Regions from separate parts of the Homo sapiens genome. Here regions 2 and 3 are each linked to region 1. Evidence: chromatin contacts called from ENCODE Hi-C or POLR2A ChIA-PET data. All regions are on one chromosome and are shown on one strand. Each heading gives the region's core, a stretch centred on a gene start or an enhancer-like site at or near the end of the contact. The rest is flanking DNA. Distances are from core to core; before and after follow the strand shown. Region 1 has its middle 130 kb from the start of PLPPR5-AS1. Region 2 holds the start of TRMT13 (tRNA methyltransferase 13). Region 3 holds the start of RTCA (RNA 3'-terminal phosphate cyclase).

Region 1 (4,086 bases), core at 191-2,690:
TAAGAAGAATGGGATTCTATAATTATCTCTGGCTTTAATTATGGGGTACTGTCAAAGGCTTGGGTTTTAGATTCATTTATTCTTTCAACAAATATTTATTTAGTTCCTAAGGATCTAGTCATGGTCAAGGTTCTTTTTTTCTTGAAGCTTAAATTCTAGTAAGGGAACATATGTAATAAATAATAATAATACAAGTAAATATTTCTGCATATTGATAAGAGTTATGAAGAATAAATGAGTTGTTGGGTTGGAGAGTGACCAATGGCTGTAAACAGTGGCCACTTTCTGTGTAGCAAATTTCCCAGTGGGGATATTGTGGTTGGTTTTAAAAATTACTTAAAACGGAGTGCCACCCAGCCACCTAGCTAGGACTTTACTGTTTGACTATTTCATATTCACTATATGTAAGGGTCATCCCAGCAGTTATAATCTGCCATGTGTTGCTATACAAAGATTTACAGGATTCAGCATATTTAACTACCTAATTGGAAGCACTCCTTGCATCTAATGAGCATTTTTTTCTTGACACTTTTTTCCCCACTTATCAGATAAGCCAGCATTTTCTTAAATGTCTAAGGTGTGCTAAGGCCGAAAGGTTATTTTTAAAGCAATGAGTCTATAAATTACTAAGTTTTGTGGTGGAGGAAATAGAAGAAAAAATATATTTTGGAAGGGAATGAAGTATGGTAATCACTCCAAGCAGGCTTAATTATGGAGAAACTAAGAGGTGGGCATGTGGGAGGAGACTTGAAACTTAATTTAGTCTCGTCCATAATTTTGTCTGAGTTCAGCTGTCAATACACTTACGATATCCTGGCTTTGAGGCGCTCTGTCTCTAGGATTAATTTTTTTCCTTCCAGAGAAGACATAATGTCATTAGAGTAAATCATGACTTCTCATATAATTGCTCATCTGCTGATAAGGAAGATAGGTCCACCTGATTCCAGCCTGAGCCAATCGTGCCTTCCCTATCCACTGAGTTGCTGAGTTAAGCCTGATTCTGAAGCTGCATACAGGTGTTATCAGTGCCCTTTGTTCTTGTAATGTCTCAAGAAAGATGACAATAGAAATCAAGAGAGATCACTAGATATAGCAGCATAGAGAAAGAGAAAGCATTATTTTAGCTTGTGCACAAGGAAGTCGGCACCACAAAAGGAAAAGGGCAGGCTGCTCCTGGAGGGTAGTATGTGGATTTGTTTTATGCGGACTTTCTATAGGGAAGGATTTCATCAGGGCATGTATAGGAGGGTTTTTTCTAGCACTTGTGCAATGGCTCTACATGTTTCTTCATACACCACATGTAATATTACCGTTTTAAATCTCCACTACTGGCTGTGTGACTTTTAGTATTAAAATGAGGGGGAGGGGCAATTATAAGTTAAAGTTTAAGGCTACCTGCACATGTGGAGCCGAAGGGAAGTCCCTATCCCCCTAAAGCAGGAACTTGTGGTTAATAGCTTCTTGGGTTTTTTGTTGCTGATTGGCTGGAAGTTAGGTAAGCTACAGTTTGAGTAAAGGGCTTTTGATCTTTTCTCTAAACCACATGAAAACAGGAAATGAGCCTGTCTGCCTATCTGGCCTACTCAGTGAGAATGGATTCAGTGATAGATTAACAATGTCTGCCATAAAATCAGAAATAAAAACAAAACCACGAGGGCTTGGGACATAGAGTTGTGGCAAAATGAACTAAGAATGATTTATCAAAATGCTACCCTTTGGAGCTTCTTGACTTATGTATAAGGCAGGAATAGTAGAGCTAAGCAGGTTCCCAGACCAATTTCCCAGGATACTTGGTAGATCTTGGAATAAGCCTTTCATGTTGAAAAACAAATAGGACTGAGAATTGGCTGCCCTGGGACGGGAAGGGCCCTGTACTCAAATTTGTCTCACTCCAAACCTGTCGGAAGTCAAAAATCCATGCTTGAAAGAACAAGTTTTCAGGGTGTGTAGAGGGTTAATTAACTCATCCATTGTTTTCAGTGTAGGGAGATGGAAATCACACAAATAGCATCCTATTTAGGGCTGTGCTAGAAATGAATTGCAGCCTGGCAGCAAGCCCTGTTCCTTTAAGGGAGACATGAGCCTTGTTTCCCTTTATTATTCTTAATTTTTCATCAACTCTCTCAACAATGTCTAGTTTTTAATTTTATTTATTTATTTATTTATTTGAGACTGAGTCTCTCTCTGTCGCCCAGGCTGGAGTGCAGTGGTGCACTCGGCTCACTGTAAGCTCCGCCTCTCGGGTTCACGCCATTCTGCTGCCTCAGCCTCCCCAGTAGCTGGGACTACAGGCGCCCGCCACCACGCCTGGCTAATTTTTTGTATTTTTAGTAGAGACGGGGTTTCACCGTGTTAGCCAGGATGATCTTGAACTCCTGACCTCGTGATCTTCCCATCTCGGCATCCCAAAGTGCTGGGATTACAGGCGTGAGCTACTGCGCCCGGCCAACAATGTCTAGTTCTTAATATGTAAATGAATATTCATAGAGAGGCTGCCAAGTAGATTTTAGGCATTTTTATGAGTAACTGATAACAAACAATAGATGATGTTGAAGTCTGGATAGTAAAGGAAGTCTTCTGTGACATTCAGGCAGTTCAGCAAGAAGAAGATGCACTGACTAATCTTTAAAAACAGTTTTTAAAAATTTTAATATAATAAGCATTATTTTTAAGTAAACTTTATTTTAGAATAGGTTCACAAAATTCATACAAAAATTTGTGAATGTGATATAAGAGAATTCCCATATACCCTAGTAAACCCAGTTTACCTTATTTTGGATATTCTACATTAACCTGGCAAGTGTTTCATAGTTAATGAACTCAGTGATACATTATTAATTAAAGTCCATACTTATTTCTGATTTCCTTAGTTTTTACCTAATGTCCTTGTTCTGCTCCAGGATCCTATCTAGGATACCATATTACGTTTGCTTGTCTTATTTCTTACTCTTCTTGGCCATGACAGTGTTCCAGGCTTTCATTGTTTTTGATGATCTGGACCACTTTGAGGGGTACTAACCAGGTATTTTGTAGAATGTCTCTTAATGGAGATGTGATTGATATTTTTCTCATGATTAGATTGGGTTTATGGTTTTGAGAAGACTACAGAGGTAAAGTGCCATTCTCAGTGCTTCACATGAAGGGTACATACTATAAACATGATTTATGGCTATTAATATTATTTTTGATCATCTGGTTGAGGTAGTATTTGTCATGTTTCTGCATTGTAAAGTTACTCTTATAAATCAAAAATAAAATGCTGATCCCCTCTGAACATCTGTATGGACCCTTTCTCTTGGCCTAGAGCATTCCAAATTTAGCCTGAAAATCTAGCTCAGGCCATGATGGAAAGGCGGAGTTGGACATGCCTCATTATGCCCACCTCCCTTTTGGAATTCAGGCCCAGCTGACTGGCATTAGCATCAACACAGACCTTAAGACTGATAAAACAGACTCTTTAAGTCTGATAAGAAACGTTTACAATCTATTCTCTGAAGCCTGCAACCTGGAGTGTTCACCTGCATGTTAGAACCTTGTTCTCTACAACCCCTTATCTTAACCTAGACATTCCTTTCTACTGATTTTAAGTCTTTAGACAATAACTTAACTCTCAGCCAATTGCCAGTCAGAAAATCACTGAATCTACCCATGACCTGGAAGCCCCCACTTCCAGTTGTCCCACCTTTTTGGACCAAACCAATGTACATCTTACATGCAATGATTGATGTCTTATGTCTCCCTAACATGTATAAAACCAAGTTGTGGCCTGATTACCTTAGGCACATGTTCTCAGGATTTCCTGAGAGCTGTGTTGTGGGCCATTGGTCACTCATATTTGGCTCAGACTAAATCTATTCAAATATTTCGCAGAGTTTTACCCTTTTTATCAACACTCTTTTTCATATAATCCTTTCTGTATAGGAGTCACTATATGTAGGACACACTTAAGGAGTGGGGAGCTATATTTCACCTTTCTGAGACTGGAGTATCCACCTATTCACAATTATGCTGAGTAGATGTGTTTATTCTTCCCTCATTTATTAATGTATTAATTCAATCATTTATTTACATCAGTATGGAATCTTT
Region 2 (4,239 bases), core at 1,107-3,606, 1.3 Mb after region 1:
GCCATAAGGTCTCTGTCACAATTACTCATCTCTGCCCTTCCTGTGCAAAAGCAGCTACAATATGTAAACAAATGAGCATGGCTGTATTCCAAGAAAAGTTTATTTACGAAAACAGTGAGCCAACTGGCCCATGTGCTCCAGTTTGCTGACCCCTATTATACAGATAATAGGAATATATTAAAGGTTTCTAAGCAGAGAAATTGAGTTTTTAGATTAACTGTGATGGCAATGTAACCAGAAAGAGACCATCTAGGAGTTTCCATATTGAAACCAAAGTCATGGCCTCCTTTATCTTTCTATAATCATTCTAAAACAGTGTTGTCCAATGGAGATACAATGTAAGCCACAAATGTGAGCCAGGTATGTAATTTTAATTTTTTTCTTTTTCTTTTTTTTTTTTCAGAGACAGGATCTCGCTCTATCACCCAGGCTGGAGTACAGTGGCACAAATAGTAGCTCACTGTAACCTCAAGCTTAGGCTCAAGCAATCCTCCTGTCTTGGCCTCCTAAAGTGCTGGGACTACGGGTGTGAGCCACCATACCTAGCCTACTTTTAAATTTTCTAGAAGTCACATTTTAAAAAGACTTTTAAAAGCAGGTGAAATTAATTTTAATAATACATTGTATTTAACCCAATATACCCAAAAATATTGCCATTTAACACATAATATAAAAATTGACATATTTTACATTCTTTTTTCATAGTAAGTCTTAAAAATCCAACGTGCATTTTCATATGTAAAGCACAACAATTCAGATAAGCCCCATTTCAAATGTCTAATAACCACATGTGGCTAGTGGCTACCATACTGGACAGCATTAAAAGAATGATCAACTAAACCTACAGATCTCCATATGCAGCTGCTGGTTTTGGGACCATCTCCTTGACCGGCTTGCCATTGATTTTTGACCGAATTCTGAACTATATATACTACAGTTTGACATTACTGGCAACTCAATAAGGCAATGTCTTCATTTTTTATGTTACATTTGTACACCACTTAGTTTTCACATACGATTTCACACCTGATCCTCATTACAAACACGTGAATACGCAAAAGATTTCACACCTGATCCTCATTACAAACACGTGAATACGCATGTTATATCAGTTTTACAAATGAGGAAAGAACGTTCAGAGAAAAAAAGAGACAACCATTGAGTGTTAGAACTGAGAAAAAAAAAGTAAGTCTCCTGACCTCTGGTCAAATCTATTTACGCCCCAATAATACCACCTCCTTAATCAAAGTTGCACTTCTCTGTGCGACTGGTCTTTATTTCCTCCAGTGATTGTAAACTCCATGAAGAAAAGGACTGTTTTTCCTGACCACTGTATTCCCAGTGCCCAGTAAGGTGTTTTACAAGGAGGCAATATTTATTGAATGAATTAATGACGTTTCTGCTTTTCTCATTTTTAGTCGGTTAAATGTAATTTACTTTTTTAAAGCAACTGATGTGAAGAGCCAAAGTACGCCACCAAATTGGTAGGTTTTTAAAAGTTGAACTTTACTGCCAACATACTTCAAAAGAGAACGAGGGGGAAAGGCTCGGAGCCAAGGCCTGAGTTCTAGTCCTGACCCTGCCATGAACTGGCTGTGAGCCCTCACGTAAATTTTTTTAACTTCTCTGGGCCAGAGTTCTTATCTGTCAAAAGGGAAGAGTAGGGCTATAATCTTCACGATTCCGTGCACAGGTAGGGTTTTTGACATTAACTTGATGTGAGCCGGCTTCCTAACTCCTCACACCCTTCCTCCAGTCCCCTCTGCAACGGCCGACTTGGTGAGAGAGGTAACCACCGGGCCCTCTGGGTTCCCTATCCGCTTCCTAGGGGGGCCGACTCGACACCTAGGTGCAAGGTGGATCCCACGGGCCAGAACCGCCATCTTTCCCCATTGGCCTGACCCCAACCGCCACCCGCGGGCACTGGATGACGCGGACCTTACCTCTCCTCACAGTCTTTGCATTTCACCTGCAACGGGACTAGTTGGTGGAACAGCACTTGGCTCATGTTGGCTCGCTGCCTCGGCTGGTGTGCAGAAAAGCCCAACAGGCCCGGCCCTCGGGATTAGCCTGAGAGGTCCGGGTCCTGATAAAGTTTGAGTTTGGCGCTCGGCTTCTGCGGAGGAGGCGGGGAGGGAGAAACGAGGGGAAGGCGTAAGAGACTTGGCCCTCGCCAGCCACCATCGGATTCTTCCGGTTCTGCGGAGGATAAAGGGAAGACGGTTGTGGTAGTTCCGGGTATTAACCTGTGTGGCGCGGGGGCTGAGGCAGCCATGTTTGTTAAGGGAAGGAGACCCGAAGGAAGCTTCTAACTTTTCTTCTGGTTGCCGGATGCTGGACACCGGAAGCGAGCCCTAGAATTATGGCGACCTCCGCGACGTCGCCGCACGCGCCTGGTTTTCCAGCTGAGGGTAGATGCGGTTACTATGTGGAAAAGAAGAAACGGTTCTGCAGGATGGTGGTGGCCGCAGGGAAAAGATTTTGTGGTGAACACGCTGGAGCCGCGGAGGTGTGGTATCGCCCTACTCTCTCAAGAGTCGGAAATAAGTATCCTGGTCCTGTCGGTGCTGGAACCCGGCCCCTCCCCTCTTTGACAGCTTTCTGCTTGTGTCCCCTGGATTCTCCAGCTTTCACTTTAATAAACCCAGTTTTGCCCTCCTTGCGGAGCGATTATGAGTTCTAGTGATGAGAAATTTTTTATTTTTCTAAGTAAAGCGCCAGCAGTGACCCATTTATTTTGATCTATTTATCTCGATCTTAACTCATGGTAATGCTAGGTTTTAATTTTTACCCCAAGCTACCGCTCCGTCTTCCTGCTGGAAAGTGGTAGTTTAGAAAAAGTAGTGATTGAAGTCCCAAAGGTTTCACTAGTTGTGTTCTAATTGTTATTTCATGAAAGAGAAGCACTTCTCGTGAATGCGGTTGGAAGAAACTTTCTTTTAAAAATTTAGACTTGAGGCCCGGCGCGGTGGCTCACGCCTGTAATCCCAGCACTTTGGGAGGCCGAGGCGGGCGGATCACTTGAGGTCAGGAGCTCGAGACCAGCCTGGCCAACATGATGAAACCCTCTCTCTACTAAAAATAAGAAAATCAGCCGTGGCGCGAGCTACTAAAATTAAGAAAATCGTGGTGGTGCGAGCCTGTAACCCCAGCTACTCGGGAGGCTGAGGCAGGAGAATCGCTTGAACCCAGGAGGTGGAGGTGGCAATAATCCAAGATCACACCACTGCATTCCAGCCTGGGTGACAGCCAGACTGAATCTCAAAAAAGAAAAAAAAATTTTTTTCGACTTACAGTTTTTAAGAATGCAACTTTGCTGGAATGGGAAGGAAAGATTTTTAAATATATACGAATTGACCTTTTACAATTGAGAACAAAGCATACAATTTTGTTTGATAATTATGCATATAAATGTACTATCAAACACTTTATATTTGTATATATGTATATTACTTTAGGATATATATGAGATGGGAAAATAAAAACCAGAGGAGCAAAATGCTCATAGGAAGAGAGCATGTCCTTATAGTTCCACAGAACTATAAAGAATAAACCAAAGCGATCAGCATCAGATTTCATGCTTCTGAATGTTCAGTATTATTTGCATTATTTTATTTCTTAAGGAATTTATTCTTCTAGACAATATCCAGTGCAGATCAGTCCCCTGACCCCCTTCATCTGCCACTCTCCATCATAGTTGTAGTCTACTTCCTATTTTGTTTTGACTGGCATTTACCAAAAGTGAAGCATACTGAAACAAGGACATTCTTGTTTTGGAATATGGGAGACGTGATTTGTTGTGGGAACTCTGAATTATGCCCATAGTCTATTGACTGGTTTTGAGGGGACTGGCAAACATCCCTTGTTGAAGAATGAGAGTTATGATAGGAGAAGGATTTAGACTCCACCTTATCCAGATATATGGAAGGTGAAAACAAATAGTGATGATAGTAGAATATGAATAAATCCTTACAAGCTGATTAGTATTCCTATAGAGGAACGACATATTGTCATTAGACACTTGAAGAGAGACCGCAAAACATCAAGTGGAAACACTTTTATTGACTACTATCTCGTTTTAAATTGTGGCTATCCTCCTGAATCTGTAATTTATGATGTAACTGGATGTTGTGTTTCCATCTTTTTTTCTAAGTGTCATATATAGCTGTGATGACACCACTCATTTTTACCCAGTGGTTCTCGACTGGGACTGATTTTGCCTCCAGTGAACACTTGGCA
Region 3 (4,409 bases), core at 1,425-3,924, 1.4 Mb after region 1:
AACATTAAGAGAGATCATGTATATGAAAGCACTACACAAGTGCTTATTATTACCACAATTAGCTCATCTCTACATTATATTACTGTCTTGTTCTTTTCCCCCTACCACTGGAAATAGTTAGAATGGGGCAAATGGGTCATAGCTAGGAATTCATAGCCAAAATTAGAAATAAAAAGGCGAGGCTTCTTCTGGGAATGTTAAGTTTCTGTAATAAGAATCTAAGATGTGTTGCGGGAAGTCAGGGACCCCGAACGGAGGGACCGGCTGGAGCCACGGCAGAGGAACATAAATTGTGAAGATTTCATGGACATTTATCAGTTCCCAAATAATACTTTTATAATTTCTTATGCCTGTCTTTACTTTAATCTCTTAATCCTGTTATCTTCGTAAGCTGAGGATGTACATCACCTCAGGACCACTGTGATAATTGTGTTAACTGTACAAGTTGATTGTAAAACATCTGTGTTTGAACAATATGAAATCAGTGCACCTTGAATAAGAACAGAATAACAGCAATTTTTAGGGAACAAAGGAAGACAACCATAAGGTCTGACTGCCTGTGGGGTTGGGCAAAAACAGCCATATTTTTCTTCTTGCAGAGAGCCTATAAATGGATGTGCAAGTAGGAGAGATATTGCTAAATTCTTTTACTAGCAAGGAATATAAATATTAATACCCTGGGAAAGGAATGCATTCCTGTGGGGAGGTCTATAAACAGCCGCTCTGGGAATGTCTGTCTTACGCGGTTGAGATAAGGACTGAGATACGCCCTGGTCTCCTGCAGTACCCTCAGGCTTACTAGGGTGGGGAAAAACTCCGCCCTGGTAAATTTGTGGTCACACCAGTTCTCTGCTCTTGAACCCTGTTTTCTGTTATTTAAGATGTTTATTAAGACAATATGTGCACTGCTGAACATAGACCCTTATCAGTAGCTCTGCTTTTGCCCTTTGCCTTGTGATCTTTGTTGGACTCTTATAAGTAGTTCTGCTTTTGCCCTTTGTCCTGTTCCCTCAGAAGCATGTGATCTTTGTTAGACCCTTACTAGTAGTAAGGTCTTTTTGCCTTTTGAAGCATGTGATCTTTGTACTTTTGTACCTACTCCCTGTTCTTACACCCCCTCCCCTTTTGAAACCCTTAATAAAAACTTGCTGGTCTGAGACTCAGGCGGGCATCATGGTCCTACCGATATGTGATGTCACCCCCGGTGGCTCAGCTGTAAAATTCCTCTCTTTATACTGTCTCTCTTTATTTCTCAGCTGGCCAACACTTATGGAAAATAGAAAGAACCTACGTTGAAATATTGGGGGCGGGTTCCCCCAATAAAGATGTCAGATAGGGGTACAGCTTTTTTATATTCCATCCCTACCATCATTGCCTTACTTCAACTTCTGATTATTTCTTGCTGGATAATTGTATCATTGGCATTTCTCCCTTCAGGCTCTTAAGCCTCTTATTCACCCTTCTCCTACTGCCAAAGCCTTCATTTTAAAATGCAAGTATCATTACTTCTCTGATTAATATCTTACGGCAAATTCCAGATTTGGTTAAGTACATAGTCTGTGTGTTCCCTAAAACATTCTCTGTCGCAAAGCAGCAGAGCGTTGGGATTACCAGACAGTGGTGTTCACATCAGACCACCCAGGTTCACATCTCAGTCTTCTAGTTAAAATTGTGTGACCTTGTAGCAAATTGTTTAACACAGGAAGCTGTAAAACAGTAAAAACAGTAAGTACTTTATCATGTTATGAATGCATGCAGTGCACAACACCTAAGTGCTCAATAAGTGTTGCCTGTTATTGTTACAGTATATTATTAATATATTGTAATTGTCCCCATAATAAACTCTAAATACAGTACATGTTAATTATTATTGAGGATGACATTGTAATTGATTACGTCTCAGTCTCTCCATTATACCTCCAATAACTTCGGGGGTAGAAGCTGAATTACTCTTTTTTGCTTCCCTAGAGGTTTACATATTATTTGGTACTCAATTATGTAGGAACTGAGCCACAGGCAGAACCAAGAAGCTGGCTATTGCTTCTGCCCTCGCCTGAGGTGAATTGTTAGCTGCACTGTTCCTGGGAGTCAAGAGCTTGCACTCACTCTCAAGCAAAATGGCATAACTTTGGCTTTTCAGAATATTAAACTAGTGATTCTGCCTTTCCCGCCTCTCAAATAAATGGTGTGTCACCCTAGAAAGAAAGATAACACACTCCGCATACACAAACACGCACACCGCAAGGAACCAAAGGCCAAGAGTATCAATGTACCAGGGCGCACACACTTCGAGAGACAGGTTCGGTGCATCGCAGGATCCCAATCTTTCTTGCATCTTCAGCTCTAAAAGTCGGCACCTCGGGGTATGCCAGGATCCTCGAGAAAACAGATATAAACACATATTTACCCACAAAACAGAGATAAAGCACAAGCCTGCGGGATAACTGGAGGAGTTATCTTACAGTTGAGACTTTCTGCAACCTGCAGATTTTGCCGTGCCCAGGGCACAAGTTTTTCAGGGCTCCTGGGCACCCCCGCGACCGTCATCTCACTTCCCCGGCAGCTTCCTCGCCCCGACCGCAGTGTTCCCAGCGCGGCTCCTTTAAGCCGAGCTACGCGCATGCGCACTGACTGCGGAACTGGGCGAACCCGGGGGTTCGTTTCTGCTGACTCCAGTGTCCCGAGAGGCGCCGCTTCTTCCGCTTTCTCGTCAGGCTCCTGCGCCCCAGGCATGAACCAAGGTTTCTGAACTACTGGGCGGGAGCCAACGTCTCTTCTTTCTCCCGCTCTGGCGGAGGCTTTGTCGCTGCGGGCTGGGCCCCAGGGTGTCCCCCATGGCGGGGCCGCGGGTGGAGGTCGATGGCAGCATCATGGAAGGGGTGAGTACAGAGCGAAGCGGCCGGGGCTGCAGCCTAACTAAGGAGGGGAGCTCTCACCACCGGTGTGCTTACTTCTCTTCTCCCTGTACCCCAACCTTTGCAGGGCGGCCAGATCCTGAGAGTCTCTACGGCCTTGAGCTGTCTCCTAGGCCTCCCCTTGCGGGTGCAGAAGATCCGAGCCGGCCGGAGCACGCCAGGCCTGAGGTAAATCTGGCTGGAGGGGGAGTTGGGCCGTGAAGCTGGGGGATCGGGGGGTCGGGCTGCCGGGCTGGGGCATCGGGAGTCCGAGTGGTGGAACCCAGAAGGTCCCAGACGCAGGTATGGGCGATCCAGGGCGGGGCACTCTGCCTGGGCGGTGGCCTGGGTTGTAAAGTCTTGAAAGCCTGGAGGGGTGAGTTTAGAAATGGTCTCGAGTTTTCTCTGTTTGACTAAATAGTGTCATTTGCTGAAGAGCTAGCTTTTAAAATGTTTTCTCACCTCACCGGGCATTCCAAATATCCGAACAGCACGTATGAGCTGGCAAGATAGATAGGGCAGAAATGCTTGTGACGCCAGAGGAAACCCTGTTTTATAACCAGTGCATTCTGGTTCTGCTGTCAGTTTTAGAATCATAAAACAGGAAAGAATCCTGAGATGTGTTATCCCAGCCTTCATTCATACCTCCAGAGAGCTGTTATGACCAGAATTATCTGTTGTGGAGAGGGAAACACCTTGACATTTGACCTTATTTCTTCTGTCTGGGTAGCTGGGCATGCCACTAGTTGAGCTTCAGGTACATGCACCTGCTAGAAGAGGACCCAGGTTTGAAGCCACACTGATTGCTTTGTATGTATTCTGTATTTATTACATTTTAATAAATCAGCGGTCTCAGTCTTTTGTCTACAGTTTTGAAATTACCAAAAGGCAATTACTGATATGTTAATGTTAATTGCCTTTGTCATAGTTTGCAGCCCTCCAGTTCACCAACAGGGGAATCCAATTCATTAGGCTGTAGGTGTTGTATTAGTTTGCTAGGGCTGCCATAACAAAATGCCACACACAGAGTGGAGCTTAAACAACAGAAATTTATTTCCTCACAGTTCTGGAGGCTGGAAGTCCAAGATCAAGGTCCTGACAAGGTTGGTTTCCTCTGAGAGCCATGAGAAAAGGATCTGCTCCAGGCCTGTCTTTTTGCCTCTTCACATGGTGGTTCCTCTGTGTACCTTGCCCCTAGCGTCTCTGTATGTTCTAGTTTTTTTTTTTTTTATAAGGACACCAGTAAGATTGTATGGTGGCCTTATTTTAACTTAATTATCTCTTTAAAGGCTCTATCTCCAAATATAGTCACATTCTGAGATACGGAGGGTTACAGTCTCAGCATATTAATTTAGGGGGAACATAGTTCAGCCCATACAGGCACCATAGATTGTTCAGTCAAGTGCAAGCGAGACTGGTGGCACTGAAATAACTATTAGTTTTCTTCTTTAGCACACTTCTAATTTGCAGCAATATATCAGGGTATGTATTTATAGTCAGAAATAACTGGTCTGC

What was found. Hi-C counts contacts between places; a loop is a spot of excess contacts on that map. ChIA-PET counts read pairs that join two places held with the same protein, here RNA polymerase II (POLR2A). Pooled maps may share reads with other maps.
Region 2: a loop to region 1 is called in a map of CD4-positive, alpha-beta T cell, with 30 times the contacts of the local background. The contact joins the promoter of TRMT13 here to the enhancer-like site in region 1. A Hi-C loop is called at or near these places in 1 of 168 maps with a recorded cell type or tissue (CD4-positive, alpha-beta T cell), 1 of 37 single-sample maps with no recorded cell type and 6 of 50 pooled maps.
Region 3: a loop to region 1 is called in a pooled map, with 4 times the contacts of the local background. The contact joins the promoter of RTCA here to the enhancer-like site in region 1. A Hi-C loop is called at or near these places in 4 of 50 pooled maps. POLR2A ChIA-PET finds 5 or more read pairs at or near these places in 2 of 52 experiments (T-cell and activated naive CD4-positive, alpha-beta T cell).

The regions. Positions count from the first base shown.
Region 1 is chr1:98,870,216-98,874,301 of GRCh38, forward strand. No RefSeq gene overlaps it. Among named protein-coding and RNA genes, the nearest start is that of PLPPR5-AS1, 130 kb to the right of the region's middle. RefSeq lists an enhancer at 1,358-1,477. Within about 2 kb of position 1,441, at least 7 of the 41 ENCODE cell types and tissues checked have a DNase peak (open chromatin) inside an H3K27ac peak, as active enhancers do; they include CD4-positive, alpha-beta T cell, where a contact is called at or near this core.
Region 2 is chr1:100,130,807-100,135,045 of GRCh38, forward strand. TRMT13 (tRNA methyltransferase 13) reads left to right here and starts at 2,357. Exons shown (of 11, transcript NM_019083.3): 1 at 2,357-2,509. The coding sequence starts at 2,363. SASS6 (SAS-6 centriolar assembly protein) reads right to left here and starts at 2,124. Exons shown (of 17, transcript NM_194292.3): 1 at 1,944-2,124. The coding sequence starts at 2,008. RefSeq lists enhancers at 82-131, 1,905-2,507, 1,912-2,031, 2,042-2,571 and silencers at 1,746-1,909, 4,047-4,239.
Region 3 is chr1:100,263,542-100,267,950 of GRCh38, forward strand. It overlaps RTCA (RNA 3'-terminal phosphate cyclase), which reads left to right and starts at 2,675. Exons shown (of 11, transcript NM_003729.4): 1 at 2,675-2,879; 2 at 2,983-3,083. The coding sequence starts at 2,835. It overlaps RTCA-AS1 (RTCA antisense RNA 1), which reads right to left and starts at 2,633. Exons shown (of 3, transcript NR_110435.1): 1 at 2,463-2,633; 2 at 2,288-2,376; 3 at 1,201-1,706. RefSeq lists enhancers at 2,366-2,915, 2,484-2,843.